2 separate regions of the Homo sapiens genome follow, and region 2 is linked to region 1. Evidence: chromatin loops called from intact Hi-C (ENCODE). Cell type or tissue: PC-9. All regions are shown on one strand.

Evidence for each region. Peaks named below come from ENCODE experiments on the same cell type or tissue, not always from the same donor. Only the 100,000 strongest peaks of a DNase experiment are listed, where the experiment ranks them.
Region 2: it touches region 1 in a loop (8-fold over the local background); 28 of 110 quality-filtered maps call a loop at or near these places.

The regions. Positions count from the first base shown.
Region 1 is chr15:67,149,201-67,151,700 of GRCh38, forward strand. All of the region lies in intron 1 of SMAD3 (SMAD family member 3), which reads left to right. Among named protein-coding and RNA genes, the nearest start is that of SMAD3-AS1, 3.5 kb to the left of the region's middle. RefSeq lists an enhancer at 747-1,554. In PC-9, no CTCF peak of the experiment used is centred here; DNase peaks (open chromatin) are centred at 471, 1,021 and 1,441; H3K4me3 peaks cover 1,229 bases; H3K27ac peaks cover 2,500 bases.
Region 2 is chr15:67,090,432-67,092,931 of GRCh38, forward strand. All of the region lies in intron 1 of SMAD3 (SMAD family member 3), which reads left to right. Among named protein-coding and RNA genes, the nearest start is that of SMAD3, 26 kb to the left of the region's middle. RefSeq lists enhancers at 1-91, 658-747. In PC-9, no CTCF peak of the experiment used is centred here; DNase peaks (open chromatin) are centred at 980 and 1,420; H3K4me3 peaks cover 1,894 bases; H3K27ac peaks cover 2,500 bases.

The DNA.
Region 1 (2,500 bases):
GTGCAGGAGCCTCACATTCAGATACTGTGGCTGCAACATTTTACCTCCACTACTTGGGCCTGTTCAGCATTTTGAGTTTCTATGCCTGTAAATTAGGCCTGTCTAGGAAGTGGGGGTGAGGTGGTGGGTGGGCAGGTGCTCTGAATCTCAGCTGGGACTGGGTGGGCTGATACCGGGGAGAGTTGTAAGTATCTAGGACCCAGCGGGAGGACGCCTCACCTGGAACCCTTTGCTTGTTCCTGATTGTAGCTGTTTTAGGGATGCAGCTTTCAGACAAGGGCCACTTAGTTGATGAGGCCGGCTTAATCGAGGAGGGCTGTTGCCACCCTGACATTGTTAAGTGTGGGCCTGGCTTCTCTGAAGTCCTCCTTTCTTGCTTGTGTGGAATTCCTGTTTTCCTGCCCATAGGGGTTCTTTGCTGTCTTAGGTGAATTGCCCCAATGAACCAGAACCTTTTTTTTTTTAGGTACAATAGGAGGTCTGTACCCTTAGACAGAAAGGAATGCTAATTGGCCACTTAACTGTCCTCAGGGTACAGATGCCAGAATATACAGGGCACCCATTCTTTGTTACCATTTGGGATGGAAACTGCTTATATAAGCTTGTAAAGCTTTGGTTCAGAAAGCAAGAGAATGTGTATGGAACGTTAGCAATTGCTGTCATGCAAATGCTGCATTTTTTGCATGTAAAGGTACCTCTTTACCTCCATGGTCCTTAAACTAACTTTTTCAAGAAACATGGTCATTTCCCACCCTTCCTTTACTTCCAGCTCCCCATTCATACCCAACAGTGGCTAACTGAAAGGTTTGCAAATCCTGAAGGCTTTGGGGCTTCTTTTAAAAAGAAGAGACTGAGTTGTAAATGTCATAAGACTGAGATGGTTGTAAATGTCCCAACCATACTGTGTGACATTTGCTAGGAATTGTTGTAAAATCACTGGAGTGAGCGCTTGTCCTGAGGCACTGCCTCTCCGCGTGAATGTCACTGAGTCGCCCGGTTGACCCGTTGCATGTTATGCAGCACTTGTGACATTGTTTTATCTCTCTAGCCGGTGACTCATAATTAAGGAAGTCAAAACTGTGCAATTAACACAAAACCTCCTCATTTGCCCTCTTCACCTCTCCCCAACCCCCGCCCCCAGTCAGGAATGCCCGCCTGACATTTTCTCTAAGTCTTTGGAAACTTTAAGATTTGTTTTGATAGAACAAGGCCGCCAGTTATCATCGCCTGGTTCCACTTGTTTTACCCCAAAAGTCTGTGAGAATCTTTTCCAGGAAAAAAAAGAAAGAAAGAAAGAAAGTAAATCCCACCCCCAAGCGTGCAGTCTGCCCACAGGAAGTGATTCATGGTGCTCCGATTCGGGCAGACCTGACTGCAGGAGGCGGGAGGCTGGGAACCAGGTCTGGGAAAAGAGGGCAGAGAGAGGATACCCAGACCTAATGGCTTCTGCTCTGTGGAAGAAAGTGAAAAACAGAATGACTAAGAGTCCTGTAATAAGAATTGTTTGTTTTGTGAAGTTGAACTAATAGTGAGGTTTGCCGGCAGATAAGACTTGAGAAATTGCAGTTGTCAGGGGAGGGGACTTTTCCATGTCCTGCTTTTTTTTTTTTTTTTTTTTTATTAAGAGAGCAAAGCTATTTCTCAGTCTTTTTTTTTTTTTTTTTTTTTTTTTTGAGATGGAGTCTCTCTCTGTCGCCCAGGCTAGAGTGCAGTGGCACAATCTCGGCTCACTGCAACCTCCACCTCCCAGGTTCAAGTGATTCTCTTGCCTCAGCCTCCCCAGTAGCTGGGATTACAGGTGCCCACCACCATGCCTGGCTAATTTTTTTGTATTTTTAGTAGAGACGGGGTTTCACCATGTTGGCCAGGTTGGTCTTGGAACTCCTGACCTCAGGTGATCTGCCCACCTTGGCTACCCAGAGTGCTGGGATTACAGACGTGAGCCACCACGCCAGGCCTTATATCTCAGTCTTAAGACATTCATATATTAGTGGAAGGCCCAGATTTGTGTTTCAGTTCTACCTTGCCACCTCTAAGCCTGTTTTCTTTTCTTTGGAGAAGAGGGTCTAAGATGAGACCATTATCTCACAGTCTCCAATAGCTCTTTCTCCCCATTTTCCCTTTTATTTATTTATTTATTTATTTATTTTGAGACGGAGTCTCTCTCTGTTGCCCAGGCTGGAGTGCAGTGGCACAATCTCGGCTCACTGCAACCTCCACCTCCTGGGTTCAAGCGATTCTCCTGCCTCAGCCTCCTGAGTAGCTGGGACTACAGGCTTGCGCCACCATGCCCGGCTAATTTTTGTATTTTTAGTAGAGACAGGGTTTCACTATGTTGGCCAGGCTGGTCTCGAACTCCTGACCTTGTAATCCACCCACCTCAGCCTCGCAAAGTGCTGGGATTACAAGCATGAGCCATTGCACCCAGGCTATTTTCCCTTTTTCCTTTCCCTCTAAAGTTAGAGTTTTTGAAAAATATTTGATTTTTTTAAATTGACAA
Region 2 (2,500 bases), 59 kb before region 1:
CATCTAGCCCAACCCCATCATTGACAGCTGGGGGAAACTGAGCTCCTGAGCGGGGCAGTGACTTGCGCAAGTCATTTGTTGGGAAGAATGGGGCAGGATGATGATGATGTCCACTTCTTGGGGACGATGGGGCAGGGTGGTAAACACTTCTCAATGCTTGCTTATGGGCTCTGATGTGAACCACTCACTATAGGCTGAATCCTGGTTTTCCAAGTGTTTAGAGGCTGAGCTGTTGTCCCCTGGGATTTTGGAAGGTAGACTCACATTTCACTGAAAGCCCTAGATGCTTCTCCTTACTGCAGTTCCCCTCCCCAGCACTCCCATCTCCCTGTTTTCTGGGGATTTAAATCAGCTTTGACTTGGGTCTGAAAGTAACCCGTGACAGCAGTAAGCCTCTCGATCTGTTGTTTGCAGTGTTTCAGCTAAAATATTATAAACAGACCACCAAACTGTGTTTGGTCCAAGGCCAAGCCCCTCCCTCCCTACTTGAACACTTGATTACCTGCTGCAGGGTTGCGTCTTGAGCTCCGAGGAGGAAACTGTTTATTTCAGGGCTGTTAGAGTGCAGTGCAGGAATCCAGGAGAATTTATTGTATTGTTACCATCTGGTTTCATGGAGTCTGTTTCTTTTGATTTTAATTGTGCCCTCTGGAGAGAAAGATCCTCGAAATGGTGGAAAAAGAAGATACCACCTTCCTCCCTGCCCTGCCCATGCCCTGGCACACACATTGCTATGGTGCATGGTGGGCATGGCTGAACCAAGTCCCCTTATTCTTTGAACATCTTTGCGTATTATTCCTGCTCCCCCAGCCGTCTCCAGGCCCCAGTCTCCTCTGGAGGGATTTCCCAGATGGCTTCCAGGCCAGAGCCTGACAGGAGAGATAGGACCTGCCTCCACGGTAACAAATGGCTGAAGGCGGTTTGGGGTGTTGCCAGTAGCCTGCCCTTCCGCAGTGGCTAAGGATCCGGTGTTGCGGTGATACATGATGTGACCTCTTCAACCAGTGAGTCACTCACCCCCAGATAACCACCCGGTACTTTCAGGGGAAACCGTTGTATCATTGTGGCTGTGGCCATGGTTTCTCCAAAATAAGGTGTTTTTAGAAATGAAAGTACAGGGATTGGTTTCCTTAGATTCATTGTCATGGATTCATAGTTCCCCAACCTTTTTCACGTAAAGACTCACCTCTGTTTCCTCTTAAATTGTACATTTGGTGTCTGTTTTATATATTAATAATAACTGACACTCTTCTAAAGTTTTTTGGGGAAAGAAAACATAAGTTTACCAAGCTCTCAATTCTAGAAGGTAATAGCCTTCTAGAATTGTCCATTTGCATAAGCATTTTTATGCTTATTGCTGTAATCAGTGTGTCAGTCAAACGGGAAGGAGGAACTACATCAGGTATTTAGCACAAAGGGAATTTAATACGGGACCTTGGTTACACAGGTGATAAAGCAGCTGAGAAGCCACAATGGGAAGGTGAGGTGACCCAGAACTTGGAGGAAGCCGCTGCCTTTAGGCTGGAGGGACAAAGGGAACAGGTGGTGTTCCCAGAGCCCAGGGTTGGGGTCACCAGTGGGCCTGTCTAGAGCAGTTGCAGCTGCTTCTAAAATTGCCGACCCAAGGTAGAAAAGGAGAGAGGGGAGAAACACTGTGGCCTCTCCCTCCCTCCTACCCACTACTTGCTGTGAGAGCCTCCTATTATTTAAACCCTGCTGGAGGCCTCCTGATCTGGAGCCTGGAAAGTCAGGGCTCAGCCCCAGGGAGGACACAGCAGAGCACAGGAAGATGAGGGATGGATCAGAGGGCAAACTGGACTTGGACCAGCACAGGGTGCAAGCCTGATGCTCTAATTTTATATTTTATCAGCATTTTCTTATATGTGGCTTTCATAATTACACATATTTTATCAAGTAGATGAACCGCATTTAACCATTCCCCAGCTGTTAGGTGAACACTTTAAATTACTATAAATCAGCAGTTCTCAAAGTGTGGCCCTGGGCCAGCAGCGTCAGCATCACCAGGGAACTTACTAGGAATGCAGAGTCTCAGGCCCCGCCCCCAGGCCTCTTGGATCAGAAACCCTGAGGGCGGTCCCAGCAGTCTGAATTTTGTACACTCTCCGAGGGCTGCTGATGTGCATTTGAGCTTGACAATCATGATTATAGGCAATGATGCACCGTGTGGAAGCTGGGGGCAGGATACTGAGGAGGGTGCTGGGGGTAGGAGTGGTGGAGGGAGTTTGTCCAGGGGAATGTGGTGTAGCGGAAAAGGCACAGGACTGGTAGGGCTGTGCCCCTTTAGGCCCAAGCCTGCCCTTGCTCTTAACCTCTTAATGGGTTTCTTCTTTCTTCTGTTAAACAGCTAAAAATATCAAATCATGGGGTTGCTGTGACGGTTAAATGTAATAACAGGCACGATGTTCCATATATGTTGGGTCTTCTGGAGCTTTGGGGAAGGAGGTGTGGCAATAACAGCCAGCTTCTGCATCATGGAAAA